2 separate regions of the Homo sapiens genome follow, and region 2 is linked to region 1. Evidence: read pairs that join two places in POLR2A ChIA-PET (ENCODE). Cell type or tissue: GM12878. All regions are shown on one strand. Each heading gives the region's core, and the rest is flanking DNA. Links, peaks and the distances in the headings are about the cores only. Region 1 overlaps USP34 (ubiquitin specific peptidase 34). Region 2 has its middle 42 kb from the start of XPO1.

Evidence for each region. ChIA-PET counts read pairs that join two places held together with the same protein. Peaks named below come from ENCODE experiments on the same cell type or tissue, not always from the same donor. Only the 100,000 strongest peaks of a DNase experiment are listed, where the experiment ranks them.
Region 2: POLR2A ChIA-PET joins it to region 1 with 5 read pairs; 2 of 35 experiments call an interaction of 5 or more read pairs at or near these places.

Annotation. Positions count from the first base shown.
Region 1 is chr2:61,426,678-61,442,325 of GRCh38, reverse strand. All of the region lies in intron 1 of USP34 (ubiquitin specific peptidase 34), which reads left to right. Among named protein-coding and RNA genes, the nearest start is that of SNORA70B, 17 kb to the right of the region's middle. RefSeq lists a silencer at 12,092-12,286 and an enhancer at 15,121-15,648. In GM12878, for the core only: no CTCF peak of the experiment used is centred there; no DNase peak of the experiment used is centred there; H3K4me3 peaks cover 714 bases; H3K27ac peaks cover 793 bases.
Region 2 is chr2:61,572,321-61,587,968 of GRCh38, reverse strand. It overlaps the pseudogene LOC100422418. Among named protein-coding and RNA genes, the nearest start is that of XPO1, 42 kb to the right of the region's middle. RefSeq lists an enhancer at 5,260-5,851. In GM12878, for the core only: no CTCF peak of the experiment used is centred there; no DNase peak of the experiment used is centred there; H3K27ac peaks cover 693 bases.

The DNA of each region.
Region 1 (15,648 bases), core at 3,228-11,227:
CTGTAGGTTGTCTTTTTTTACTCTGTTGATTTTTGCCTTTGCTATACAGAAGTTTTGTAGTTTGACATAATTCCATTTGTTGTTTGTTGCCTGTGCTTTTGAAGTCTTTATTCATAAAATCTTTTCCCAGACCGATGTCCTGAAGCATTTCCCCTGTTTTGTTCTAGTAGTCTTATAGTTTTGTTAGTTCTTTGAGCCATTTTGAGTTGATTGTTTATGTAGAGGAGTGAGGGTATAGTTTCATTGTTGTGCCTATGGATGTCCAGTTTTCCTAGCACCATTCATTGGAGAGACTGTCCTTTCCCCAGTGAACATTCTTGGCACCTTTGTCAAAAATCAGTTGACTGTAGATACGTGTATTAACTTCTGGGCACTCTGTTCTGTTCCGTTGGTTTATGTATCTGTTCTTATGTCAGTACCATGCTGTTTTGGTTACTACAGCTTTCAATATATATTTTTAGGTCTTTTCTTTTTTCTTCCTTTTTTTTTTTTCTTTTCTTTTCTTTTTTCTTTTTTTTTTTTTGTAATGCAGTCTCTCTCTCTGTTGCCCAGGCTGTAGTTCAGTGGTACCATCACAGCTCACTGCAGCCTTGACCTGAGCACAGTTGATTCTCCCACCTCACCCTCTCAAGTATCTGGGACTACAGGCATGCATCAAGATGCCTGGTTAATTTTTTTTTTTGGCACTTACGCATTTCTGTGCCTGTTGAGTGGTGGCAGGAGCAGCCCTAGGCTGGGCAGCCGAGTGGCCGAGCAGAAGTTACAGGGACACAGGGGCACCTCTAGCCCCAGAGAGGGAGACTGGGGCTTTGGGAGCTGTGTGGCCCTGGGCTCCAGAGGAGGCCTCCTGACATCTCTTCCCCCAACCAGCTCTAGTCTCTCTGCAGCCACCTTTTCAGGAAGGGCAGGGACTCCATAAAGCTCCAAAATTTACTGCCTTTCTCATTACAGGGGCTGGGAGGTGGGGCGCAGAAAGTATAAGAGGTTTAACCTGCCTGGGTGACTTTAATTCCAAAGGGCAGAGCCTGGGTGTGGTGGGACCCATGTGTGGTCCCAGTGCTTTGGGAGGCCGAGGCAGGAGGATCACTTGAGCCTAGGAGTTTGAGGCTACAGTGAGCTATGATCGCAAGTACACTCTAGCCTGGGCCACAGAGCAAGACTCTGAGTCCAAAAAAAAAAAAAAATTTTTTTTTTTTTTTGAGGCGGCTCTCACTCAGTTGTCCAGGCTGGAGTGCAGTGGCGCGATCTCAGCTCACTGCAAGCTCCGCCTCCCAGTTTCATGCCATTCTCCTGCCTCAGCCTCCCGAGTAGCTGGGACTACAGGCACCTGCCATCACGCCCAGCTAATTTTTTTGTATTTTTAGTAGAGACGGGGTTTCACCGTGTTAGCCAGGATGGTCTCGATCTCCTGACCTCATGATCCACCCGTCTCGGCCTCCCATAGTGCTGAGATTACAGGCGTGAGCCACTGCACCCGAAATTTTTTTTTTTTTTAAATTAAAAAAGTAGGCCGGGTGTGGTGCCTTACGCCTGTAATCCCAGCACTTTGGGAGGCCAAGGCAGGCGGATTGCCTGAGGTCAGGAGTTTGAGACCAGCCTGGCCAACATGGCGAAACCCCATCTCTACTAAAAATACAAAAAGTAGCCGGGTATGGTGGTGGGCGCCTTTAATCCCAGCTACTTGGTAGGCTGAGGCAGGAGAATGGCTTGAACCCAGGAGGAGGAGGTTGCAGTGAGCGGAGATTGTGCCACTGCATTCCAGCCTGGACGAGAAGAGCAAAACTCCATCTCAAAAAAAAAAAAAAAATTTAAAAAGGGCAACTTTTTCAAGAAGAATGGAGGGGAAAAGGCATGAAGAGAAATTCCCTCTGCAGCAGAGCAAGTTCCTTCCATGGAGGAACAGGAAGCCGCAATCACTGTTTGCAGCTGGGCACAGCTGCCATGACATTTCATACAGCAGCCATTGACCTGCTTCCTCCTGATGTCCTGTCTGGGCACATCCTCCAGCAGGACCACCAGGGAGGCAGGGATGGCAGCCCTTGCAACTTCCCTTTGACCTCAGGGAATTTGAGAAATTGAGGTGTGGGATGGCAGAGTGGTGGTGTTTGGAGGCCAGGAGGAAGAGGCTGATGTCCGCAACCCCACAGGACTCAAGCAGCCCACCCTGATGCCCTAGATGAGTGCTCGGGAGGGACGGCCATGCTGCTGGCTTTCTGTGTAGCACTCAGGCAGGTGCCTCAGTGAGCCCTCAGAACCGGGGAGGAGAAGGTTGCAAAGCAACAGCCTGATGCCCAGGGCCTTGCAGCTTGTCTTGGGGAGCTCACACTGCCCCTCCTGTGGTCCCTGCACTAGGCTAGGATGCCCCTGTCCTCCCACATCCTCCGCTCCCTGTACCCTGTTGGCCCAGCAGCAGTCCCTGTCCTAATGGCACAGTGCAGCCATCCACAGAATCCACACCCAGACACCTCTCTGGGCCACACATCATGAGGTCTCCACCCAGCTGTGTGTGACCCACATAGTGACAGGGTATGGCTGAGCAGGTCTCCAGGCCCACCCTTTGCCCACAGCCTCCTGCCTCCCTGCGGTGAGACACAGGCAAGGGTCACAGGTCAGCAAGTCTGTTCTCTTAGAAACATGCCAAGGTCAGGTGTGGGCCACTTGTGCTCCACGGGGGCTGCCATGCTGCCTTCTTGGAGCACACAGGAGTCCCCGTCAGATATCCTAACCTGAGTACCCACAGCTGCTTGTGGTGAGGGCTGACTGTGGGTGCTCACTGACTGCCTGCTCAGCACACAGCTGGATGGTGCTGGGCACTGGGCCTTCCAAGAAATGGAAACGGCCCCTTCCCTCCCAGTGCTCACATACAGCAGGGGAGACAGGATGGCCGGACAGAATGGTGCCAAGTGTGAGTGCTGCAAGCAGATCCTCGTGGAGGGAGCCAGGGCCAGGCTGGAGGGGTGACATCAGAGCTGTGCACATACCTGAGTGTTCTTGCCAGCACAGGGCATGAGGGTCAAGTGGCTCTACACAGCTGAGGCACAGCAGGAGGAGGGGGCACATAACCTGGCTAATTTTTTGTAGAGACACGGTTTTGCCCTGTTACCCAGGCTGGTTTCGAACTGCTGAGCTCAAGTAATCGTCCCAACTCAGCCTCCCAAAGTGTTGGGATTACAGGCGTGAGCCACCATGCCCAGCTGTTTTTAGGTCTTTCACTTCCTTTGTTAAATTTATTCCTGTTAGACTTTTTTCCTAGCTATTGTAAATGAAATTGCCTTCTTGATTTCTTTTCAGGTAGTGTATTGTTTGTATATGGAAACATCACTGATTTTTTTTAAATAGTGATTTTGTATCCTGCAACTTTACTGAATTTTTTAGCTCTGAGGTGTGTGTTTTTAGTGGAGCATAGGTTTTACTATATATAAGGTCATGTCATCTGCAGCTGCAAACACAGGGACAGTTTGACTTCTTCATTTCCAATTTGGATGCCCAGAACTACTTTGTCTTGTTCTGGCTAGGACTTGCAGTAGTATGTTGGGTAAGAGCAGTGAGAGTGAGATCCTTGTCCAGGTACAGTTACTGGAGGAAAAGCTTTTATCTTTCTCTTGTTGAGTAAGATGATAGCTGTGGGTTTGTCATATATGGCCTTTATTATGTTGGTGTACTTTCCTTTTATACCTAATTTATTGAGAGTGTTTTTTTTTTGTTTTTGTTTTTGTTTTGTTTTTGAGATGGAGTCTCACTCTTGTCGCCCAGGCTGGAGTGCAGTGGCGTGATCTTGGTTCACTGCAACCTCTGCCTCCCAGGTTCAAGCAGTTCTCCTGCCTCAGCCTCCCGAGTAGCTAGGATTACAGCTTGTGGCTAATTTTTGTAGTTTTGGTAGAAACGGGGTTTCACCATGTTGGCCAGGCTGGTCTCGAACTCCTGACCTCAAGTGATCCGCCTGCCTTGGCCTCCCAAAGTGCTGGGATTACAGGCGTTGAGCCACCACGCCTGGCCTAGAGTTTTTTTTTTAATCACGAATGGATGTTGAATTTTATCAAATGCTTTTTCCGATTCTATTGAGATGATCCTATGGTTTTTGTCCTTCATTCTATTGCTAAGATGTATGACATCCATTGATTTGCGTATGTTAAATTATCCTTGTATTCCTGGGTTGAATCCCAGTTCATCATGGTTATTACATTTTGATGTGTTGTTGGATTTGGTTTGCCAGAATTCTGTTCAGAATTTTTGTGTCTATGTTTATCAAGGACACTGGCATGTAGTTTTCTTTTTTGTTTGTTTTTCCTTTTCTGGTTTTGGTATCAGGGTTATACTGGCCTTGTAGAGTGAGTTCAGAAGAATTAACTTTGCTTCAATTTTTTGGAATACCTTGAGAAGAATTGGTATTCATTCTTCTGTAAATATTTGGTAGATTTCAGCAGTGAACCCATCAGTCCTGCACTTTCCTTGGGAGACTTTTTGTTACTGATTCAATCTCATTACTTGTTTTTGGTCTGTTCAGGTTTTTTATTTATTTATTTATTTATTTATTTATTTATTTATTTATTTTTGAGACGGAGTCTCGCTCTGTTGCCCAGGCTGGAGTGCAGTGGTACAATCTGGGCTCACTGCAAGCTCCGCCTCCCGTGTTCAAGCCATTCTCCTGCCTCAGCCTCCCGACTAGCTGGGACTGCAGGTGCCTGCCACCATGCCTGGCTAATTTTTTGTATTTTTATTAGAGACGGGGTTTCACCATATTGGCCAGGCTGGTCTTGAACTCCTGACCTCGTGATCTGCCTACCTCAGCCTGCCAAAGTGCTGGGATTACAGGCATGAGCCACCGTGCCTGGCAGGTTTTTTATTTCTTATTGGTTCAATCTTAGTAGATTGTATGTGTTCAGGAATTTGTTCATTTCCTCTAGGTTTTTAAATTTATTGCTGCGTAGTTGGTCAGCAGTCTCTAATGATCCTTTGTACTTCTGTGGTATCCGTTATGATGTCTCCTTTTTTGTTTCTGATTTCTTTTATTTGGGTCTTGTCTCTTTTTTCCTTAGTCTAGCTAAAGGTTTGTTGATTTTGTTTATCTTTTCAAATGACCAGCTTTTTTCTGATCTTTGATCTCCTGTAATTTGTTTTAGTCTCAATTTTGTTTATTTCAGCTCTGATCTTTATTGATCTTCGTTGTCTAATTTTGGTTTTGTTCTTTTTGGTTCCTTGAGATGCATCATTGGTTGTTTGAAATCTTTCCAGTTTCTTGGCATAGGCATTTATTACTATAAACTTCCCTCTTAGCAGTGCACCGCTTTTGCTGTATCCCACAGGCTTTGACGTGTTGTATTTGCATTTTCATTTGTTTCAAGACATTATTTTATTTCCATCTTAATACCTTCATTGACCCAGTGGTCATTCAGGAGCATGTTGTTTAATTTCCATGTATTGGTATAGTTTCCAGCATTTCTCTTGTATTGATTTCTATTTTTATTCCATTGTGGTCTGAGAAGATAGCTGACATGATTTTTTCAGTTATTTTAAAATTTGGTTGAGACTTGTTTTATGTCCTAAAATATGGTCAATTCTGGAGAATGTTTCATGTGCTGCTATAAAAATGTGTATTCTGCTGCTATTAGGTGAAATGTTCTGTAAATAGCTGTTGGTTTTATTTGGTCTATGATGCAGTTGAAAACTATGTTTCTTTGTTATATTCTGTCTAGATGATCTGTCCAGTGCTGTTGAAGTCCCCAACTATTATTATGTTGAGGTCTGTCTCTCCCGTTAGATCTAATTATGTTGTATATCTGGGTCCTCTGGTGTTGGTTGCGTGTGTATTTACAATTCTTATATCCCCTTACTGAATTGATGCCTTTATTATATAGTGTCCTTCTTTGTCTCCTTTTACAACTTTTGGCTTGAAGTCTGTTTTGTCTGATATATGTAAAGCTACCCCAGCTCACTTTTGGTTTCTGTTTACATGGAATGTCTTTTCCCGTCCTTTCACTTTTAGTCTATGTGTGTCTTTATTTTGTTGGGACAGAGTTGTGCTCTGTTGCACAGGCTGGCACAATCTTGACTCACTGCAACCTCTTCCTCCCAGGTTCAAGCGATTCTTTTGCCTCAAATTCCCAAGTAGCTGAGATTACAGCATGAGCCACTGTGCCCAGCCAATTTTTTTGTATTTTTAGTACAGACATGGTTTTGTCATGTTGGCCAGGCTCTGTGGGTGACTTTAAAGATGAAGTTAGTATCTTGTTGACAGCATATTGTTGAATTTTTTTGTTGTTGTTCAGTCTATAACTTCTATTTTTTATATATATTTTTTGAGATGGTGTCTCACTTTGTCACCCAAGCTGGAGTGCAATGGGGTGATCTTGGTTTACTGCAGCCTCCGCCTCCCAGGTTCAAGCGATTCTCCTGCCTAAGCCTCCTGAGTAGCTGGGATTACAGGCGCACTCCACCATGCCCGGCTCATTTTTGTATTTTAGTAGAGATGAGGTTTTACTATATTGGCCAGGCTGGTCTCGAACTCCTGACCTCAAGTGATCTGCCCGTCGTGGCCTCCCAAAGTGCTGGGATTACAGGCATGAGCCACTGCGCATGGCCAGTGTATAACTTTTAAATGGGGGAATTTAAATCATTTGTGCTCAAGGTATTATTGATAGGTGAGGACTTACTCCTGCCATTTTATTGATTGTTTTTTAGTTACTACATTATATATCCTTTGTTCCTTGCTTGCTCTTCCATATATGAAATTCTTGAGCATTTCTTATAAGGCAATCTACTGATGAGTATTTCCTCAGTTTTTCTTTGTTTGTGAAGGTTTATTTCTCCTGCGTTTCTGCAGGACAGCTTTGCTGGGTATAATCTTGATAAGCTGTTTTTTTGTTTTTTTTTTAGTACTTTAACTCTGTTAATCCCATTCACTCCTTGCCTGTAAGGATTCTGCTGAGAAATCTGTTAGTCTGGTGGAGATACTTTTATTTGTGACTTGATGCTTTTCTTTTGCTGCTTTTAGAGTTCTTTTTTTTTTTTTTTTTTTTTTGAAACAAGGTCTCACTCTGTTGCCCAGGCTAGATAGAATACAGTGGCGCAATTAAAGCTTATTGCAGCCTTGACTTCCTGGACTCAGGTGATTCTCCCACCTCAGCCTCTGAGTAGCTGGGACTATAAGCATTCACCACCATGTCCAGCTAATTTTTATATTTTTTTGTAGAGATGGGGTCTCACCACGTTGCCCAGGCTGGTTTTGAATTCCTGGCCTTAAGCAATCCACCTGCCTTGGCCTCCCAAAGTGCTGAGATTATAGGTGTGAGGTGCTGTGCTTGGCCTCTTTGTTGAATTTCTCATTAAAATCATGAATTATTTTCCTTATTTCATTAAAGTTCTTACCTGTATTCCCTTGTACCTCCTGAGTTTCCTTAAGATCGTTATTTTGAGTTCTTTTTCTGGCATTTTATATATTTCTTTATGATTGGGGTCTATTACAGGAGAATTATACTGTTTGCCTTTGAAGATGTCATGTTTCTTTTTTCTCTGTTGATTTCTCTACATTGTTTCTACACATTGTTGGAACCCCCCCCCTTTCAATTTTATGGAGTAAATTTTATAGGGAAAGACTTAATTTATATAAGTGGATCTTAGATCAGTGGAGTGTGTTGGCCTTGGTTCTGTGTGGACACAGTAATGTAGTTTCTTCATCTGTAATCTGTACTAGTGACATTTGAGAGTTTCTCAGCAGCCTAGGATGAGGAAGTGTGTGGTGCAGCTTTGCCAGGGGGGTTGGCTCATTGGGCTGTTTCTCAAGTCAGGGACACATGTATGCATATGGTGAGTTGGCCAACTTGGGGTCTGGCTTGCTGGGGTTGAAGCCACAGGACTGTTACTCTGGCCAGGAGCACAGGCATGTGGTTGCTCAATTGGCTTGGTGTTGTGCCTGGCAGGAGTGGCCCATGGTTTCTCAGGTCTAGGACACAGGTGCACAACTGCTCAGCCAGCCTAGATGTGTCTGTCAGGTGTTGCCCATTGGGCTGTTTCTTAGGACTGGGATGTGGGCTCTTGGCTGCCTGGCTGGCCTGGGGGGATGCCCATCAGGGACGACCTGTGGTAATGTTTCTGAGGCCCTTATTGGGGGCGCAGGGCTGTTCGGGAGGCCAGAAGCATGTCTACATGGGGCAGAGGTGCTAGGAGCCTTTTTCTTAGGCACTGAGTAAGGGTGCATGGCTGCTTCACTAACCTTGGGGTGTATCACATGCTCTTTGGCTTGCGGGCCTCCACTACTTTGGAGAGAGCTTATAGTGGCTTGGTTGGCTTATGGGCAGGTTTGTCCTGGATGGGACTGTCAGACTGTTCCTTTGGCTTGAAGTGTGGTCTGGTTGTGGGAGTTGGTTTTCCCTGCTGTGCGGGACCAAAGTTGCAGCTATAGTTGTGGCATTCATTCACCTGTGTGGCCTTGGTGTAATGAAGATGGAGCTGAAGTGCTGCAGAGGTGCAGTGGCTACTGGCCCCCAGAGGGTGCACTCCAGAGGTGGCTCTGGTTTCAAGATGGTGTTGCACTGCCACAGCTTGTTTCACTGGGGGTAGGTGGGGGTTGGGGAGCACATTCCTTGTGCTCCTAATTTGGGCAGTGCAGCTGTATGGATTTCCAGCAGTTGTCTAAATTGGGCTCAGGGCTTGCAAGGACTGTGGGATTCTCCTTTTTATTTTATTTATAGTTTTTGAGATGGAGTCTTACTCTGTTGCCCAGGCTGGAGTGCAGTGGCACGATCTTGGTTCACTGCAACCTCTGCCTCCTGGGTTCAAGTGATTCTCCTGCCTCAGCCTCCTCAGTAGTTGGGATTACAGGCACCCACCACCACGCCCGGCTAATTTTTATATTTTTAGTAGAGATGGGGTTTCACCTTCTTGGCCAGGGTGGTCTTGAACTCATGACCTCAAGTGATCCGCCTGCCTCAGCTCCTCAAAGTGCTGGGATTACAGGCATGAGCCACCGCACCTGGCCGATTCGCCACTTGTAAGGAGTGTAGGTGTTTGTGGTGGTAATGGGAGTGCTGGTGAGGGATCTTCTGCTTACTTTTTCCCTGCATCAGGAAGTCCCTGCTGACTGCAGGCAAATCCCATCTGGGTGAGGGGAGATGGGGCTGCAGAGGCTGGATGCTTCCATACTGCCTTCCTGGACTTTGTCACCAACAGGTGTGTCTCCATTCCCCAACTGCACTCAGATGGTCTCTCTGACACACCTGTCAGATCTTAGCTGTTTATTTGTTAACCTTTGTCCTTTCTTGTGTGTAGGATGAATGCTAGGTGTCTTTAGTCAGTCTCCCTGATTCTTTTTTTAATATTCTTCATAACTTTGCTGGAATTCTTCAGCTTATCTAATATCTTGAATGTATTACCTATTGTAACTAATATCTTAATCTTCTGTTTTATTGTTCTCTTATTTTCACCCTTGTTTCTGGCTATGTGGTATGTGGTCTTGGTTTTTGGTTCTCTGGTCATTGTAGAAAGTTTTAGATATCTAGAGTCATGTGCAGAAATGGGAAAGTTTATGGGCAGTGAACACTTATGTACCCATCACCCAGTCAACATTTACCAACTCATGGGTAGTTTTTTTTTTCACCTTACCTTATCCATTGTCTCTCTCCCACCCACTGGATTAGCTTGAAGTAAATCCAGGTGTTATATATTATCTGTATATATTTAAATATATTAAAATAACCATTTAGCATTTAAAAATTTTAAAGATGGGGTCTTGCTGTGTTGCCCAGGCTGGCCTAGAACTCTTGAGCTCAAACAGTCCTCTCACCTCAGCCTCCTGAATAGTTGGAACTAGAGACACACACCACTGTGTCCAGCTTTGTTTGTTTACGTATTTATGAGACAGGGTCTCACTCTGTCACCCAGGCTGGAGTGCAGTGGCATGCTCCTGGTTCACTGCAGCCTTGACCTCCTGGGGCTCAAGCTGTCTGCCCACCTCAGCTTCCTGAGTAGCTAAGACTGTAGGTACGGGATATTATGCCCAGCTAATTTTTGTCTTTTTTTTGTAGAGATGGGGTTTTGCCATGTTATCCAGGCTGGTCTTGAACGCCTGAATTCAAGCCATCTGCCCACCTTGGCCACTCAAAGTGCTAGGATTACAGGAAAATGTCACTACATTCCATTTTTTTTTTTTAATTGAAAAACGGTGGGTTCTGTCTAAGTTGCCCAGGCTGGTCTCAAACACCTGGGCCCAAGCAAATCTTGCCTTGGCCTCCCAAAGTGCTGTGATTACAGGCGTGAGCTGCTACCCCTGGCCATGGTCTGTTTTTTGTTATTTTAAATTCATACGTAATTCTTATACATATTTATAGGGTACAGCATGCTATTTCAATACCTTTATATGATGTGTAATGATCAAATTGGGGTAATTATTGTTATCTCAAGCATTTATCATTCTTTGTGTTGGGAACATTCAAAATCCTCTCTGCTATTTATTTATCTTTTATTTATTTATTTTTTTGAGATGGAGTCTTGCTCTTGTTGCCCAGGCTGGAATGCAGTGGTGCGATTTCAGCTCACTGCAACCTCCGCCTCCCGGGTTCAAGTGATTCTCCTGCCGCGGGTCTCAAGTAGCTGGGATTACAGGCGCCTAACACCATGCCCGGCTAAGTTTTTGAATTTTAGTAGAGATGGGGTTTCACCAGATTGGCCAGGCTGGTCTCGAACTCCTAACCTCAGGTATTCCACCCACTTGGCCTCCCAGAGTGCTGGGATTACAGGTGTGAGCCACCACGCCCGGCCAGCCTCTGCTAGCTAAAATGTCAGATTATTAACTATAGTAATCCTAAAGCCAGGATCAGTGACTCATGTCTGTAATCCCAGTGCTTTGGGTGGCTGAGGCAGAAGGATCACTTGAGGCCAGGAGTTAGTGACCAGTGTGGGCAACACAGCAAGACTCCATCTCTACAAAAAGTTTAATTAATAATTAGTTGAGTGTGGTGAAATGCACCTGTAGTCTCAGCTACTTGGGAGGCTGAGGCAAGTGGATTGTTTGAGCCCAGGAGGTCCAGGCTGCAGTAAGCTGTGATTGTGCCACTGCATTCCAGCCTGAGTGACAGAGCTAAATCTCTTCTCTAAACAAACAAAAACCTGATAAAGCTCCAAAGAACAACAAAAACAAAAAAATAGTCATCCTGCAGTACTATAAAACACTAGAATGTATTCCTCCTGGCTAGGTATAATTCTCTGTTCATTAACCAATCTCTCCCTACATTCCTCTTCTCTAACCTTTCCAGTGTCTAGTTGTGTAAATTTCTTTAGTTTTCGTTTCATTTCATTTCGTTTCATTTCTTTTCTATTTTTCTTTTTTTAAAGAATAGGGGTCTTGTTGCCCAGGCTTCAGTGCAGGGGCGCACGATCATAGCTCACTATGAGCCTCAAACTCCCAGGCTCAAGTGATCCTCTCTTCTCAGCCTCCCAAGTAGCTGAGATTACAGGCTTGCACTACCATGCCCAGTTAATTATTTTATTTTTTGTAGCGAAGGGGTTGCCCAGGGTGGTCTTGAACTCCTGGCCTCAAGGGATCTCTTGCCTCGGTCTCCCAAGAGTAATTTCTTAATACGAAATAGCATTCAATTTCCCTTATATTCTCAGTTTTAAAAAATTCTACCTTTTCCTTCACAATTTGAATCAAGATTCACATGAGACCTATTAGAATTGCTGATTTTAAAAATTAACTAAATTGTTATATAATTTACATACAATAAGGTTAGTCTATTGTAAGGGTATGTGTTTATTCATTTTGACAAATGTATACACTCATATAAGAACCACAATTGAACATTTCCATCACCCAGTTATTCCTCATTCCTGTTTGTAATCAGCCCCACCACCAACTCTGCATTGTCGTAACTGCTGATGTGCTTTGTCACCTAAGCTTTATTTTTAAATGTATTTTATTATTATTATTTTTTGAGACAGTCTTGCTCTGCCACCCAGGCCGGAGTGCAATGGCACGATCCTGGCTCATTGCAACCTCTGCCTCCTGGGTTCAAGTGATTCTCCTGCCTCAGCCTACTGAGTAGCTGGGATTATGGGCATGTGCCAGCACGCCTGGCTAATTTTTGTATTTTTTTTTTCTTTTCTTTTTTTTTTTTTTTTGTGACGAAGACTCGCTCTGTCGCCCAGGCGGGAGTGCAGTGGCACGATCTTGGCTCACTGAAAGTTCCGCCTCTCGGGTCCACGCCATTCTCCTGCCTCAGCCTCTCGAGTAGCTGGGACTACAGGTGCCCACCACCACGCGCGGCTAATTTTTTGTATTTTTAGTAGAGACGGGGGGTTTCACCGTGTTAGCCAGGATGGTCTCGATCTCCTGACCTCGTGATCCACCCGCCTCGGCCTCCCAAAGTGCTGGGATTACAGGCGTGAGCCACCGCGCCCAGCCTAATTTTTGTACTTTTACAAATACAAAATTTTAGTGGAGACAGGGTGTCACCATGTTGGCCAGACTGGTCTCGAACTCCTGACCTCAGGTGATCTGCCCGCCTCGGCCTCCCAAAGTGCTGGGATTATAGGCAGGAGCCACTGTGTCCAGCTAGAAATAAACTTTATGTACTACTTACATCTGGTTGGTATTCTTTTTACTTAGCATACGGTTAGAAGTCATCCATGTTGCTTGTTGGTGCATCAGTAGTCGGTTTCTTTTTATTGCTGAATAGAATTCCGTATGTTGGCATATATATGATAACTTTTTTTTTTTGAGGTAGTCTTGCCCTGTTACCTGTCATGTGGTGCCATTATAGCTCACTGCAACCTCGACTGCCTGTGCTTAAGCAACTCATTCACCTCAGCCTCCTGGGTAGCTAGGACTACAGGTGCATGCTACCACACCCAGCTAATTTTATTTTATTTTATCTTATTTTATTTTTTGAGACGGAGTCTCGCTCTGTTGCCCAGGCTGGAGTGCAGTGGTGCAATCTTGGCTCACTGCAAGGTCTGCCTCCTGGGTTCATGCCATTCTCCTGCCTCAGCCTCCCAAGTAGCTGGGACTACAGGTGCCCACCACCATGCCTGGCTTAATTTTTGTATTTTTAGTAGAGACGGGGTTTCACCTTGTTAGCCAGGATGGTCTCGATCTCCTGACCTCGTGATCCGCCTGCCTCGGCCTCCCAAAGTGCTGGGATTACAGGCGTGAGCCACTGTGCCTGGCCAAACCTAGCTAATTTTAAAATTTGTTTAGTAGAGATAGTGTCTTGTACTGTTGCCCAGGCTGGTCTAGAACTCCTAGCCTTAAGCAATCCTCCCTCCTTTTCTTCCCAAAGCGCATCCTTTTTATTTATTTTATTTTTTTTATTTTTAAACTCAATCCACTCTAATGGAAATTTGGTTTGTTTCTAGTGTGAGTAAAGTTATTATTTTGTTTTGCTCTTTGTGTTTTGTTTGTTGGCTACCTGTGTGGACTAATTCTGTGAATTCTGGCTGCCCTGTAGTTTGTAGCCATTGATATCTCTGTTGGTTATTGTTACTGTTTCAATACATAATTCTTTTCTCTCTTTATTTTCAAACCTCACTTCCTAGGAGTTACCTCTGAATCGGCATAGCTAATTTTTTTCCTAAGTCTGTTGTAATTTCTAGGTTCCCCTCTTTCTTTTTATTTGTTGCAGAAACTGCTCGTTCCGTGGCTTGCTTAGTGCATACGATTTCCCATCTGGATTTTGCAGATTTTATCCTTGTGTAATTATTATGCTTTGTCTTTTGTATTTCCATACTTTTATTGCTAGATCTAGAGGCTTGATCAGATTCAGGTTAAATTTCTTGGCAAGACTGTTTTATAGGTTGTGTTGTGTTCTTCCATGGGGTTGGTTGGAGTGCCACTTAATGTCATAGTTAGCAAGCAGCCATTGCCTAAGGCTTTTATTACATTAACAGCTACAAAACTAATCCTGTCACTTTTTTCTTTGATTAGGTGGACTATCTGTATCAGGAGAAACTTGCTTTTATTACCTGTTTCATTACTTTTATTTGCTATTTCTACGTGAAAGTCAGGATGAATGGCTGATTTCTCCCTTTGTTAACCAGTTTTCAATGACTGATTTAACATTTGCAAAGGTGATCACTTTTTTTTTTTTTTTTTGAGAATCATTAGAAACTCATACTCAGAAATAACATTTTTGCCTTTGTTTAAGATTTGGAAGTTTTTTTTTTTTTTTTGTGACGGAGTTTTGCTCTTGTTGCTCAGGCTGGAGGGCAGTGGCGCAATCTTGGTTCACTGCAACCCCTGCCTCCCGGGTTCAAGCGATTCTTCTGCCTCAGCCTCCCAAGTAGCTGGGACTACAGGCACACGCCACCATGCCCGGCTAGTTTTTTTGTGTTTTTAGTAGAGACGGGGTTTCACCATGTTGGCCAGGCTGGTCTCAAACTCCTGACTTCAGGTGATCTGCCTCCCTCAGCCATCCAAAGTGCTGGGATTACAGGTGTGAGCCACTGTGCCTGGCCACCAAAAACTCTTTAGATTTGCCCTTTTGAGGCTATTTTCTAGATCCCGTAGGCATGCTTCATTTTTAGAAATTCCGTTTTCTTTTTTCTCCTGACTTGGGTGTTTTCAAATAGTCTGTGTTTGAACTCACTAATTCTTACTTCTCTGCCATCAATTCTGCTGCAAAAGACTAATACATTCTTTAGTATGCCAATTGCGTTTTTCAGCTCCAGAATTTCTGCTGGAGTCTTCTTACATGTTTTAATCTTTGTTAAAGTTATCTGATAGAATTCTGTATTCCTTCTGTGTTATCTTGAATTTCTTTGAGTTTCCTCAACACGGCTATTTTGAATTCCTTATCTGAAAGGTCACATATCTCTGTTTCTCCAGGATTGGTCCCTGATGCCTTATTTAGTTCATTTGGTGAGGTCATGTTTTCCTGGATGGCGTTGATGCTAGTAGATGTTCTTGAGTGGCATTGAAGAGTTAGGTATTTATTGTAGTCTTCACTGTCTGGCCTTATTTGAAGCTGTCCTTCTTGGGAAGGCTTTCTAGATATTTGAAAGAACTTGGGGCCGGGCACGGTGGCTCATGCCTGTAATCCCAGCACTTTGGGAGGCCAAGGCGGGTGGATCACGAGGTCAGGAGATCGAGACTATCCTGGCTAACATGGTGAAACCCTGTCTCTACTAAAAATACAAAAAAATTAGCCGGGCGTGGTGGCGGGCACCTGTAGTCCCAGCTACTCGGGAGGCTGAGGCAGGAGAATGGTGTGAACCTGGGAGGCAGAGCTTGCAGTAAGCCGAGATCGTGCCACTGCACTCCAGCCTGGGCAACTCCATGTCAAAAAGAAAAAAACTTGGGTATTGTGATCTAAGCTGTATCTGCTTTAGGGGTACCCCAAGCCCAGTAATTCTGTGGTTCTTGCAGACTCATACAGGTACCACCTTGATGGATTTGGACAAGATCTGGATAATTTGTGGATTACCAGGTGGAGACTCTTGTTCTCTTTCCTTACTTTCTCCCAAACACACGGTCTCGCTGTCCTGAGCCACCTAAAGCTGGGGTTGGAGTGAGTGACACAAGCACCCCTGTGGCCACCATGACTGTGCTGGGTCAGTCTTGAAATTAGGACTATGCTGGGTCTCACCCAAGGCCTGCTGTAACTGCACTCTGGCTACCTCCCATGTTTGCTGAAGGCCCTGGTGCTGTGCAATCAGCAG
Region 2 (15,648 bases), core at 4,226-12,225, 140 kb before region 1:
TCCTGACCTCAGGTGATCCACCCACCTTGACTTCCCAGAGTCCTGGGATTACAGGCGTGAGCCACTGCACCCGGCCAAATGTGTTTATTATACGTATAGAAGGCACAACACCAAGAGTGAACCCTAATGTAAAGTACAGACTTTGGATGACAATGATGTGTCAATGTAGGTTCATCAATTGTAACAAATATACCACTATGCTGGGGGATATTAATACTGGAGAAGGTTGTGCATGTTTGGGGATAGAGGTTATAATATTAATAGGAACTCTGTACTTTTTGCTGTGAACCTAAAATTGCTCTAAAAAATAAAAGTTTATGGCCAGGTGTGGTGGCTCGCGCCTGTAATCCCAACACTTTGGGAGGCTGAGGAGGGTGGATCCCTTGATGACAGGAGTTTGAGACGAGCCTGGCCAACATGGCAAAACCCTTTCTCTACTAAAAACACAAAAATTAGCCAGGCATGGTGGCACATTCCTGCAACCCCAGTTACTTGGGAGGCTGAGGCAGGAGAATCACTTGAACCCGGGAGACGAAGTTTGCAGTGATCCGAGATCGTGCCATTGCACTCCAGCCTGGGCAATAGCGACTCTGTCTCAAAAAAAAAAAAAAAAAAAGAAGGCCAGCCTGGCCAACATGGTGAAACTCCATCTCCACTAAAAAATACAAAAATTAGCTGGGCGTGGTGGCACATCCCTGTAATCCCAGCTACTCAGGAAGCTGAGGCAGGAGAATCGCTTGAATCCAGGAGGTGGAGGTTGCAGTGAACCAAGATTGTGCCACTGCACTCCAGCCTGGGCAACAGAGCAAGACTCCGTATCAAAAATAAATAAATAAATAAATAAATAAATAAATAAATAAAAGTGTATTCTATTATTATTTTTTGAGACAGGGTCTTGCTCTGTCACCCAAGCTGGAGTGCAGTGGCACAATCAGGGCTCACTGCAGCCTCGACCCCCTGGGTTCAAGTGATCCTCCTGCCTCAGCCTTCCAAGTAGCTGGGACTACAGGTGTGCCACCATGCCCGGTTAGTTTTTAATTTTTTTTTTGTAGAAACGGGGTCTTCTATGTTAACCAGCCTGGAAAATTAGAATTAAAATTAAAGTCAAAAATTTTATTTTTAAAAAGAGAGCACATTGCTAAGAGCCATCCCACCCAAGACATAGTAAATGTTGGGTAGATAAAGGAAACTCAAAACCATGCTTTGTGATTCTACTTTATAGAAAGAGAGAGAGAGAAAAAGAATTGGGTATGTGTAAATATGCTTAGAACATTAATGGAAGGGCATAAAAACACCTCCCAACAGAGGCTTCTTCTGGAGAGTGGCTTAGAGAATGAGGAGTGGGCAACTTTTACTTCCTTTGCTGTATAGATTAAAACTTTAATATGAGCATGTAGTTCTTCCATTTTTTTCATGATTCCTTGCTTTAATTAAGTAATACATTGATATATTTTCTTTTTTTTATTGTTGTTTTTTTGTTTTTTTGTTTTTTTGAGACGGAGTCTCCCTCTGTCGCCCAGGCTGGAGTGCAGTGGCGCCATCTCGGCTGACTGCAAGCTCCGCCTCCCGGGTTCACGCCATTCTCCTGCCTCAGCCTCTCGAGTAGCTGGGACTACAGGCGCCCGCCATTGCGCCCGGCTTATTTGTTTGTATTTTTAGTACAGACGGGGTTTCACCGTGTTAGCCAGGATGCTCTCGATTTCTTGACCTCGTGATCCCCCCGCCTTGGCCTCCCAAAGTGCTGGGATTACAGGCGTGAGCCACCGCGCTCGGCCCATTGATATATTTTATTTGCTAAATATTCTTTTTTCCTTTTTTTGAGACAAGAGTCTCGCTCTGTTGCCCAGGCTGGAGTGCAGTGGCGCGATCACAGCTCACTGCAGACTTGATCTCCTGGGATCAGGAGGTCCTCATGCCTCAGCCTCCCAAGTAGCTTGGACCACTGCAGGTCTGTGCCACCATGCCTGGCTAAATTTGTAGGTTTGTTTGTTGTACAGATGAGGTCTCGCCATGTTGCCCAAGGCAACTCCTGGGCTCAAGCGACCCTCCTGCCGCCGCCTCCCAAAGTGCTGGGATTACAGGCGTGAGCCACCATGCCTGCCTCTGCAAAACATTCTAACAATTCAGATAAGATTAAATTGCCCTTGACCTCCCTCCACCCCGTCCCACTCCCCTCCCAGGAGATGACCACTTCTGGCCGTTTATTTGTATCTTTCTTTCATCATTGTTAAAAAGTGTATGTGAATCCCTTTGAGCTTCTTGAATCTGCGTTTATTATTAGTTGTAAAAGTCCCCAGTGACCACAGAAATGCTTCTTATGGGGAAAGGGAAGTTTTAAAATAGGGGAGCAACAATATTTGTCATAAACTTGCCCAGTGGCAGGGAAAACCCCAGGTCTTTTTTAGATCTCAAAGAGCAGGAGAAGGATAGCTTAATGTGACTGTTCAGAGGCTGGGAGTGGACAAAGAAAGGAAGCCCAGAACAATAGGGTCCTTCCATGACTGCCCTTCTGGAGGTGGGGCTGCGGCAGTAAGTGTGGAATTAGTTTAAGTCAGTATAATTTAGGGATTAGGAAGTCACCAGGGTTAAACTTTTAAATCTTTACTTTGAACTCTTTTATTTTATTTTTACTTTTTTTTTTTTTGAGATGGGGTCTCGTTCTGTCACCCAGGCTGGAGTGCACTGGTGAGATCACAGCTCACTGCAGCCTTGACTTCTTGGGCTCAGGCAGTCCTCCTGCCTCAGCCTCCCAAGTAGCTACAGAGGTGTGCCACCATGCCCTGTTGCACAAGACTGGTCTCCAGCTCCTGGGCTCAAGGGATCCTTCCGCCTTGGCCTCCCAAAGTGCTAAGATTACAGGCATGAGCCACCACGCCCAGCATTTTACTCCTCTTACTACCATCCCCAATTTTTTGTATTATGTATTTATTTATTGTTTTTACTGTTTTTTTGTTTTTTTTTTTTTTTTGAGATGGAGTTTCACTCTTGTTGCCCAGGCTGGAGTGCAATGGTGCGATCTCGGCTCACTGCAATCCTGCCTCCTGGGTTCAAGAAATTCTCCTGCCTCAGCCTCCCAAGTAGCTGGAATTACAGGCATGCGCCACCATGCCCAGCTAATTTGTTGTATGTATATATATATATATATATATATTTTTTTTTTTTTTTTTTTTTTTAGTAGAGACGGGGTTTCATCTTATTGGTCAGGCTGGTCTCGAACTCCTGACCTCAGGTAATCCACCCACTTCGGCCACCTAAAGTGCTGGGATTACAGGTGTGAGCCACCGTGCCCGGCCTATTTTTACTTTTAATTATAGGATAGGATACGGTAAGAAGAGCAGAGAAGTCTGAGTGTCAGATGCTTCTTTATTTTATTTTATTTTATTTTATTTTATTTTATTTTATTTTATTTTATTTTATTTTATTTTATTTTTAGACAGAGTCTCACTGTGTCACCAGGCTGGAGTGCAGTGGCACAATCTTGGCTCACTACAACCTCTGCCTTCCGGGTTCGAGCGATTCTCCTGCCTCAGCTTCCTGAGTAGCTGGGACTACAGGCCCACGCCACCATGCCCAGCTAATTTTTTGTATTTTCAGTGAAGACGTGGTTTCACCATGTTGGCCAGAATGGCCTTGATATCTTGACCTCATGATAAGCCCGCCTCAGCCTCCCAAAGTGCTGGGATTACAGGCATGAGCCCCTGCATCTGGCCTATTTATTTATTTATTGAGATAGAGTCTTACTCTGTCACCCAGGCTGGAGTGGAATGGCGTGATCTTGGCTCACTGCAGCCTCCTCCTCCCAGGTTCAAGCAATTCTCCTGCCTCAGCCTCCCAAGTAGCTGGAACTACAGGCATGCACCACCATCTCCGGCTAATTTTTTTTTTTTAATTTTGCATTTTTAGTAGAGACAGGATTTCGCCATGTTGGCCAGGCTGGTCTTGAACTCCTGGCCTCAAGTGATCCAGCCCCTACTCTTGGCCTCCCAACGTGCTGGGCTTACTGGCATGAGCTACCACGCCTGGCCTATGAGATGCTGCTTTTTTTTTTTTTTTTTTTTGAGACTGAGTCTTGCTCTGTCGCGCAGGCTGGAGTGCAATGGCAAGATCTCGGCTCACTGCAACCTCTGCCTCCTGGGTTCAAGCAATTCTCCTGCCTCAGCCTCCTGAGTACCTGGAATTACAGGTGCGTGCCACCACGCCCAGCTAATTTTTGTATTTTTAGTAGAAACGGGGTTTTACCATGTTGGTCAGGCTGGTCTTGAACTCCTGACCTCGTGATCCGCCCCCTTCGGCCTCCCAAAGTGCTGGGAATACAGGCGTGAGCCACCGTGCCCGGCCTCAGATGTTTCTTTAGATCCAAACTTTCTAACTGCACTGGAGCTAGAAAGGAGCCCTGAAGATGGTGGCATTTAAGTTATTTTGCTACTTAACAATTGCTATTGGGTGAATGTTATAGAATCTTTTTTTGTCTGTTCGTTTGTAGAGACAGGGTCTCACTATGTTCTGGATACTCCAGCCTGGATACTCCAGGCTGATCTGGAACTCCTGGCCTCAAGCTATCCTCCCACTTCGGGCTCCTCAAGTCCTGGGATTACGGGTGTAAACCACCACACCTGGCCTGTTATAGAATATTTTCACTAAGAAAGTTGCTTTATGCCAGGCACAGTGGCCCATGCCTGTAATCCCAGCACCTTGGGAGGCCAAGGTGGGCAGATTACTCAAGCCCAGGAGTTCAAGACCAGCCGGACAACATAGCAAAACCCTGCCTTTACAAAAAAATACAAAAATTAGCTGGGTGTGGTGTTGCACACCTGTAGTCCAAGCTACTGGGAAGGCTGAAGTGGGAGGATGGCTTGAGCTGAGGAGGTTGAGGCTGCAGCGGATTGTGATAGTGCCACTGCATTCCAGCCTGGGTGACAGCAAGACCCTGTCTCAAAAAAAAAAAAAAAAGTTGCTTTTTATGTCGTTTTTACATTACCAGGCTATTTTCACAAGATATTAATTCATTCCTTTAATTATATAAAAAAAAATACTGAGTTTACCCACCTCGGGCCAGATGTATCTAGAGAATTGGGAAATTCCTAATCTGGGCCTCTGATTAAATGGCAAAAGCCCAAGACTGGGACTGTCATCCTGCCACTGAATGCTGTGTGATCTCTCCCTTAATTGCATGATGCTTCATTTGCCTCATCTGTAAAATGGAAGTGTTGGTACAAACGATTTCTAAGGTTCTGAGGTTCAAAAATCTATTAGTCAAACCCATCTAGTTAATGTAAGACTGTCAGACTGAATCATACACTCAAAATGAAGTGAAGAGTTGGATCAATTGTATAGATCATTCTAGAAAAAAAATAAAAAATTAGTTAGACCTCAATTAGATATATTTCAGGCCACATTGTTTAGTCTATTTTATTTTTCTGGGGCTGTAAGACCAGAAACTACCTGACAGATCCAAGTAACTTGCGTGTTCTCAGCTCCATTTCACCTAGATGGGCCCCCCAGAGATTCAAGCACTTACACCTAACAATGTCAGGCTCCAAATACACTGAAAAAACAAAGACATTCCTTCAGCCCCAGTCCCAACCAGATCCTACATGTAGTGTCTACCACCGTTTAGCTAACCAGCCCTTTTCAAATTGAAAAGTACCAGTGAGTCACCTGGAGACCTTTTTAAAATGTACATTCTGATTCAGTAGATCTAGGGTGAGGCTCAAGATTCTACATTTCTAACAAGTTCCGGGTGGATGGTGATGCTGCTGGTCTCTGTTTCACACTTAAAGTGGCAAGGGGGCTAAACTACTAGCAGCTCACTGTCTTCTTTTTCAAATGCACGCTATTTTTGATTTAAAAAAACTCTTTAACTGATAAAGCTAATGCTGCTTTCAAATAACATTTGTGAAATAGAGTCAGAATTAAGGTCTTTCCTAAAATAAATGTGTTGAGTGTGGAGGCATTACACTTTGCTAAAGGTTAGGAAACTTAGAAGTGTTTCTTTTTCTTTAAATCTGTAGACAGATACCTTATACAGTAGCAAAGACTCATTAACATGTATAAATATCTTGCTCTAAAAAAGGACTCAAGGCAGTAGATTGTAAGGATTCATAACATAACCTATGCAAAACCCTTTAGCCCCCATGCCTAGCAGTTACGAAAGGCTTAAACAAGAGATTTATAACCAAGTAAGGCAAAAGATATAAAGAGGCATTTCATAGAAGGGACTTGAATGGTCAATAAACATATGAAAAAATGCACACAACTTTATTAGTAATCAGAGAACTGAAAATTTAAACCAAAAGGAAACACCACTTTATAACCTTCAGATAGTCAAAAAGGAAAAAAAATCATATAACAACACATGCTGGTAAGGATATGTTATACACTGCTGGTGGGATTTAAGTTGGTGCAATTTATTTATATTTTATTTTAAGTTTTTTTTTTTTTTTTTTTTGAGACGGAGTCTCGCTCTGTCACCCAGGCTGGAGTGCAGTGGCGCGATCTTGGCTCACTGCAAGCTCCACCCCCCGGGTTCACGCCATTCTCCTGCCTCAGCCTCCCGAGTAGCTGAGACTACAGGCACCTGCCACCTCGCCCGGCTAATTTTTTGTATTTTTAGTAGAGACGGGGTTTCACCGTGTTAGCCAGGATGATCTCGATCCCCTGACCTCATGATCCGCCCGCCTCGGCCTCCCAAAGTGCTGGGATTACAGGTGTGAGCCACCGTGCCCGGCTATTTATTTATTTATTTATTTATTATTTTTTCTTTGAGACAGGGCCTCACTTTGTCATCCAGGCTAAAGTGCAGTGGTGCAATCACAGCTCGCTGCAACCTCTACCTCTAGGGCTCAATTGATCCTCCCACCTCAACTTCCTGAGTAGCTGAGACTACAGGCGCATGCCACAATGCCTGGCTAATTTTTTTTTTTTTTTTTTTTTTGAGATGGAGTTTTGCTCCTGTTGCCCAGGCTGGAGTGCAATGACACAATCTCACCTCACTACAACCCCTGCCTCCCGGGTTCAAGCGATGCTCCTGCCTCAGCCTCCTGAGTAGCTGGGATTATAGGCATATGCCACCACACCAGGCTAATTTTGTATTTTTAGTGGCGGGGGGGGGGCGGTGGGCGGGGTTTCTCCATGTTGGTCAGGCTGGTATCGAACTCCCGACCTCAGGTGATCCACCTGCCTCGGCCTCCCAAAGTGCTGGGATTACAGGCATGAGCCGCCACGCCCAGCTGCCTGGCTAATTTTGTATCTTTTTGTAGAGATGGGGTTTTGCTATGTTGCCCAGGCTGGTCTCGAATTTCTGGCCTCAAGTGATCCACCCTCCTTGGCCTCCCAGATTTAGCCAAGGGCTGGGATTTGCAAAGAGCTGGGATTACGGGCATGAGCCACTGCACCTAGCCCATAACTATATTTTGATAGTTACATAATAATCTATTATATCAAGCAGATAATTTACTTAGCTGTATTCATATTATTGACAATTAGATTGTTTCCTTTTTTATTATTCTGCTTTTCCAGTTTTCCTTCTCTTTTGGGTCATTTCCATATGAAAAACTTCTAACAGAATAATTATAAGGTCAAAGGGTTGGAACATGTATACAAGTCTTCAGACATGTACATAAAATAATTTCTGCAGCCAAAAATATATCTCCATTCAGATGTATTTCCATCACTTCAAATTCTGACTTCCTAAAATAGAAGTAGGCGCTGCACTCCAGCCTAGGCAACAGAGTGAGACCCTGTCTCAAAAATAGAATAAAATAGAACAGCTCCCTATTATCACCCTTTCTAAACTGTTTTCCTTCTCCCCTTAACTCTATTACAGGCGATAGAAATATCTGGAACCCAGGTTGGCCAAATTCCTGCTCCTAATTCCTAGAAATACCCTCCTAGAAGAAAGACTGTCCTAGAGGAGACAGGTCTCCCTCAAGGGCCTAAATGTTCTGTGAAGTGCTTTTGGAAACTCTACTAATATATTTAAGGATTTGTTCATCTGTGATGACTGTGCTAAAAACCATGTTAGCCAGGATGGTCTTGATCTCCTGACCTCGTGATCCATCCACCTCGGCCTCCCAAAGTGCTGGGATTACAGGCGTGAACCACCGCGCCTGGCCTCAAGATGCTTTTTATTTATTAACTTGTCCTCCCAACAACCCTATAAAGTGGCATTATTATCATTATGTGCTTGGCCCATAGTAGATGCTCAATGAATACTATTAAATGAGAGCATTCCTCTTTTAGAGTTGGGAAATGTGGCTTAGGACATTAAGTTACCCAGTGTTTCATAGCTAGTAAATGGTAAAGAAGTTACACAGAACAGTCTGTCTCCAGGGCCTACAAGCATTTTCCATGAAACCTCAAGGCTCTTTAAGATCATATCATACCCTAACCTACTTTTCTTTTATTTTTTCTTTTTTTCTGAGACAGGATCTCACTCTGTCACCCAGGCTGGAGTGCAGTGGTGCCATCATGGCTCACTGCAACCTTGACCTTGAACTCCTGGTCTCAAGCTATCCTCCTGCCTCAGCCTCCCAAGCAGCTGGGACTACAGGCGCACACCACCCCTCCTGGCTAATTTTTTTTTTTCTTTTTTTTTGAGATGGAGTCTTACTCTGTCACCCAGGCTGGAGTGCAGTGGTGTGATCTCGACTCACTGCAACCTCCACCTCCCAGGTTTGAGTGATTCTCCTGCCTCAGCCTCCCGAGTAGCTGGGATTACAGGCATGTGCCACCACACCCAGCTAATTTTTGTATTTTTGTAGAGACGGGGTTTCACCATGTTGTCCAGGGTAGTCTTGAACTCTTGACCTCAGATGATCCGCCCACCTTAGCTTCCCAAAGTACTGGGATTACAGGCGTGAGCCACCTTACCTGGCCCTAACCTACTTCTCTGGCCTCATGTCTGGATACTTTTGTCCATTTTCTATCCTAGTGACTGTTCTCTGAATTTACCAATCTAGTTCATACTTGTTCATCTTTATTCTGGCTCTCAGGCCTGGAATGCCTTTCTCTCCTTCCCTCTTGGTTAGGTAACTTCTTCTCAATCTTCAGTATCCAGGCTGGAGTGCAGTGGCTTGATCTCGGCTCACTACAGCCTCTGCCTCCCGGGTTCAAGCAACTCTTCTGCCTCAGCCTCCCGAGTAGCTAGAACTACAGGCGCATGCCAACACACCCAGCTAATTTTTGTATTTTTGTAGAGACGGGGTTTCGCTATTTGGTCAGGCTGGTCTCGAGTTCCTGACCACAAGTGATCCGCCCCCACCTCGGCCTCCCAAAGTGCTGGGATTACAGACGCTAGCCACCACTCCTGGCCTGTTTTTTATTTTTATTTTTATTATTTTTTTAAGAAGGAGTCTCGCTCTGTCGCCCAGGCTGGAGCGCAGTGGTGCAATCTTGGCTCACTGCAACCTCTGCCTCCCGGGTTCAAGTGATTATCTTGCCTCAGTCTCCTGAGTAGCTGAGATTACAGGTGTGTGCCACCATGCCCGACTAATTTTTGTATTTTTAGTAGAGATGAGGTTTCACCATATTGGCCAGGCTGGTCTTGAACTCCTGACCTCAGGTGATCCCCTGACATGGGCTTCCCAAAGTGCTGGGATTACAGGCATGAGCTATGGTGCCCGGCCTGTTTTGATTATTATTATTATTATTATTACTATTTTTGAAACCCACTTTCGCTCTTGTTGCCCAGGCTGAAGTGCAATGGTGCAATCTTGGCTCACTGCAACATCCACATCCCAGGTTCAAGTGATTCTCTTGCCTCAGCCTCCTGAGTAGCTGGGATTACAGGTGTGCACCACCACACCTGGCTAATTTTTGTATTTTTAGTGGAGACAGGGTTACACCATATTGGCCAGGCTGGTCTTGAACGCCTGACCTCAAGTGATCCACCTGCCTCGGCCTCCCATAGTGCTGGGATTACAGGCGTGAGCCACCAGGCCCGGCCATCAACCTTTTTATGAGGCCTATGAGAAGCGTCCTCTACCCTGAGGCGGAACTACTCATTCTCTCTTCTTTGCTCCCATAGCACTTTATTTATGCGTCTAATTATAGACATTCTAACACTATATCATGATTTATTTAGGTGTCTGCTTCTCACTAGGTTGTGTTCTCCTTTGGGGCAAGAGCTAAGTTTCATTCATGTTTGTATCCCCAGCCTGGCATGTAATCAGGATTCAATAAGTATTTGTTAAGTGAATGAATAAATGGATGTCTTTGATTTGACTTTGCAAAAGATAGAGGAAACAGGGCCGGGGGCGGTGGCTCACGCCTATAATCCCAGCACTTTGGGAGGCCGAGGCGGATGATCACCAGGTCAGGAGATCGAGACCATCCTGGCTAACATGGTGAAACCCTGTCTCTACTAAAAATAAAAAATAAAAAAAATTAGCCGGGCGTGGTGGCGGGCGCCTGTAGTCCCAGCTACTCGGGAGGCTGAGGCAGGAGAAAGTGAGCTGAGATCGCGCCACTGCAGTCCAGCCTGGGCGACAGAGCGAGACTCCGTCTCAAAAAAAAAAAAAAAAAAAGAGGAAACATTTATTTCAAAGACCTTTTTTTTTTTGAGACGGAGTTTTGCTCTTGTTGCCCAGGCTGGAGTGCAATGGCGAGATCTTGGCTCACTGCAACCTCCACCTCCAGGGTTCAAGTGATTCTCCTGCCTCAGCCCCCTAGTCGCTGGGATTACCGGTGCCTGCCATCACACCCAGCTAATTTTTGTTACTTTTAGTAGAGACTTTTAGTAGAGACGGGGTTTTGCCATGTTGGCCGGGCTGGTCTTGAACTCCTGACCTCAGGTGATCCACCACCTCCCAAAGTGCTGGTGAGCCTCCCAAAGGCATGAGCCATGGGGCCTGGCTGAAAGGACATGTTTTATAATCACCTTTGTATGGAAGCTAAGGGCATAAGATTAAATCTTAACTTAGCAAAGGCCTTTGGCAGGAGACTAGTTCAATATCAACAAGGTATCTTGCTTTCCAACATTTCTTATTACAAGGGTGTCAAGGAATAGTTACAAAGACAAATCTTAAGTGCACTTAAATGGAGGAAACAGCAAGTGAATATGAATGGTTTGCTAATATGAGCAATCTAGGGAATGAAACCTAGGGAACTTAAAGGCCAGAAAGGCCTTAAATATTTTCATTCATCGGCCGGGCACAGTGGCTTACGCCTGTAATCCCAGCACTTTGGAAGGCCAAGGCAGGTGGATCACCTGAGGCAGAATTCAAGACCAGCCCGGCCAACATAGTGAAACCCTGTCTCTACTAAAAATACAAAAATTAGCCGGACATGGTGGCATGCGCCTGTAGTCCCAGCTACTCAGGAGGCCGAGGCAGGAGAATCACTTGAACTTCGGAGGCAGAGATTGCGATGAGCTGCAATCACGCCACTGCACTCCAGCCTGGGCAACAGAGCGAGACTCTGTCTCAAAAAAAAAAAAATCATGTATCTTTTAAATTTTGGACAAAGGAGTTGAGAATAGAGGGAAAAAATTACCAGGCACCCGTGCTAAGTCGATTTTTATGGATTCTAGTTTGAATGCCGTCTCAAAAAGATTAAGGACATCAAGGTCCTCATTGTAGATGATGTATCATCTCTTCTTTGTCTATAAGATGTCGATGACTGCACGTTCAGTTTCTGAGCCCTGTCATTTGGTAGGTTCTTTGGATCCTTGGGTCTCTGGAAATTGTTCATTCTTGCCGACTAGTCTTAATAATTACAAGCTTCGAGAGATGCATCTGACTCATCAACAAATCCAGAAAGTGAAGCCATCCTCTCCATTGTCGTCCTGGTATAATACTTGATAATGATTCCAATATTATTTTCAGTGACTTGATTAAGTCTTTCTACCTTTTCCTTCCACGCCTTTCTCTGTGTAACCAAAAACATCAGTTGAAAAATTCTCAAAACATCAGTTGAAAAATTCTCAAAACATCAGTTGAAAAATTCTCAAGAATCTTTTCTTACTTCCATTCCACAAATATGGCCCAAAGCATCAACTCCATGGTGATTAAAAAAAAAAAAAAAGCTTGCAAAGAACTATATGCCTAGAAACTTCTTCTAGCTTTTTATCACTGCTTATTCAGTAAACTTAATCTTCTTGCCAAAGAGGAGCCAGGATGACAAGAAAAACAGCTGGGTCATGAGTACAGGAGCATCACAGAAGTGCTTGGGTATAGACAGATAGGAGCCTTTGTGCAGACCCGATCGAACTGCTGAGTTATAAACTGACTATTTAAAGACTAGTGAGCCAGAGAGGTTCAAGATTCTGAGAGACAGAATGATTAATTGCACAGAGCCCAAGAGGACGGGGGTGGAGAGAGTGTGATCCACAGCATAGGTAGAAAAAATAGCCTTAATAGGTGAAAGGAAGGGTGTTATTTTGGAGGCAGGAAGTTGGGGGAGTTCCTTTCAAAGACTTCTGTTTTCTCTAAAGTTGGAGGTGAGGTCATTCTTGGAGGGAGGGGTGGGTGGGTCAGAGGTTTGTGGAGATTTGAAATGGCTGTGGTGGATAATGGGAAGCACTGGCTTAGCCTGGGCCTCTTTACAGGTGAAAAGGCAAAGGAATGAGCAAGGTGATGGGCCAAGAGGTATAGGATGAAGAAGGAAGAGATGAAGGCAGAAGGGACTCCAAAGGGAGAAAGGAGAAGGGCCCAAATACCCGAGTACAAAGAGCAATTGAGGAAAGGGCAGAGTGGGAGAAAGTTTGGGCAAAGGGTGGGGTGTCCAAATTCTGCTTGTCATTTTAAGTTCAACAAACAGTATCACCTTAAAACAAAATTAAATATAATGCAATTTTTTTTGAGACAGGGTCTCTCATTGTTGGCCAGGCTGGAGTACAGTGACATAATCACTGCTCACTGCAGCTTTGACCTCCCCAGGCTCAAGTGATCCTCCCACCTCAGCCTCCTAAGTAGCCGGGAATGCAGGCCTACCTATGCCACCATGCTCGGCTAATTTTTGTATTTTTCGTTTTCTGTGGGGTTGTTGTTGTTGTTGTTGTTTTTCTGAGATAGGGTCTTACTCTGTCACCCAGGCTAGAGTGCAGTGGCACAATCTCGGCTCACCGCAACCTCTGCCTCCCATGTTCAAGCGATTCTCCTGCCTCAGCCTTCTGAGTAGCTAGGACTACAGGCGTGTGCCACCATGCCCAGCTAATTTTTGTATTTTTAATAGAGACGGGGCTTCGCCATGTTGGCCAGGCTGGTCTCGAACTCCTGACCTCAAGTGATCTGCCTGCCTCAGCCTCCCAAAATGTTGGGATTACAGATGTGAGCCACCATGCCTGACCCAATTTTTGTATTTTTTTGTAGAGACAGGGTCTTACTACGTTGCCCAAGGCTGGTCTCAAACTCCTGGGCTCAAGTGATCCTCCTGCCTCAGCCTCCCAAAGTGTTGGGATCACAGGTGTGAACCACCATGCCCAGCCATAGTTTTGTTTGTCTTTAATTTTTCTTTCTTTTTTTTGAGATGGAGTCTCGTTTTGTCGCCCAGGCTGGAGTGCAGTGGCACAATTGGCTCACTGCAACCTCTGCCTCCCTGGTTCAAGGGATTCTTATGCCTCAGCCACCCTAGTAACTGGGATTACAGGCATGCGCCACCACACCCAGCTAATTTTTTGTATTTTTAGTAGATATGGGGTTTTGCCATGTTGGCCAGGCTGGTCTCGAACTCCTGGCCTCAAGAGATCCACCTGCTTCAGCCTCCCAAAGTGCTGGGATTACAGGCGTGAGCCACCGCACCTGGCCCCAGCTGCAGTTTTGTAATCTTGCATTTAAACATTGGTTTTATTTACAGATTGTAGTTTCAAGCCTTTTTATTTTTAATTTATATATATATATATACACACACACATACATATATATACACATACATACGTGTGTGTATATATATACATATATATATTATATATATATTTGTTGTTGTTGTTAAAAAGAAGCATGATAGTCAGCAGTGGCTCACACCTGTAATCCCAGCACTTTGGGAGGCCAAGGCGGGATTGCTTGAGCCCAGGAGTTTGAGACCAGCCTGGGAAAGATAGCAAGACCCCCATCTCTACAAAACATAAAGAAAATTAGGCCAAGCACGGCGGCTCATGCCTGTAATCCCAGCTACTCAGGAGACTGAAGCAGAGGATCACTTGAGCCTAAAACTTCCAGGTTGCAGTGAGCCGTGACTGTGCCACTGCACTCCAGTCTGGGTGTCAGAACAAGATGCTGTCTCAAAAAAAAAAAAAAAAAAAGAAGAAGAAGAAAGAAAGAAATGGGGTCTCAGTCTGTTGCCCAGGCTGGGCTTGAACTCTTAGCCTGAAGCAATCCTCACCCCTCACCCTCACAAAGTGCTAGGGTTACAGGCAAAAAATTTTTATATCAATTTATGGTTAGAGAAACCTAAGCAGCTGCCCAACTCAGAAGTCCAAGAAGAAAAAGAATGCTGGGTGTGGTGGTATACAGTCCCAGAACTAAAGTAAGTTTTCTGTCTTCTCTCTTTATATTATATTAAGAGTACAATACTACAATAGTTGGTGTCCCACCTACTTGGGAGTCTGAGGCAGGAAGACTGCTTTAGGCCAGGAGTTGGAGGGCAATGTAACAAGACTCCATCTCTTAAAAAAATTTTTTTTAAGATTTAATTGGGATGGGCGCTGTGGCTCACGTCTGTAATCCCTGCACTTTGGGAGGCCGAGATGGGCGGATCACTTGAGGTCAGGAGTTCGAGACCAGCCTTCAACATGGTGAAACCCCATCTCTACTAAAATACAAAAATTAGCTGGGCATGGTGGCGTGGTGGCGGGCACCTATAATCCCAGCTATTTGGGAGGCTGAGGGAAGAGAATTGAACCCGGGAGGCAGAGGTTGCAGTGAGCCAAGATTGCACCATTGCACTCCAGCTTGGGCTACAAGAGCGAAACTTCGTCTTAAAAAAAAAAAGAAAAGAAAAGAAAAAGATTTATTGGCAGGGCATGGTGGCTCACGCCTGTAATGCCAGCATTCTGGGAGGCCAAGACGGGTGGATCACAAGGTCAGGAGATTGAGACCATCCTGGCCAACATGATGAAATCCCATCTCTACTAAAAATACAAAAGTTAGCTGTGCATGGTGGCACGTGCCTATAATCCCAGCTAGTTAGGAGTCTGAGACAGGAGAATCACTTAAACCTGGGAGGCAGAGGTTGCAGTGAGGCGAGATCAAGCCACTGCACTCCAGCCTGGCGACAGAGCGAGACTCTGCCTCAAAAAAAAAAAAAAAAAAAAAAGACAAGTAAAGCAAGAGAAGGAGGCAAAGAATATGAACAGAAGAGGAAACATACCCACAAAAGAGGAAATCCAAGTGATCAGCAAATATATGAAAATAGTAGTCAGGAAAATAAAAATAAAAATAACAACCCATGCTGGAGGGAGAATTGTGGAAATGGTCATTCTAAATTTTTTTTTCGGAGTTTCGCTCTTGTCGCCCAGGCTGGAGTGCAGTGGCGCGATCTCAGCTCACTGCAACCTCCACCTCCTGGGTTCAAGTGATTCTCCTGCCTCAGCCTCCCAAGTAGCTGGAATTACAGGTGCTCACCACCACACCCAGCTATTTTTTGTATTTTTTAGTAGAGATGGGGTTTCACCACGTTGGCTAGGCTGGTCTTGAACTCCTGACCTCAGGT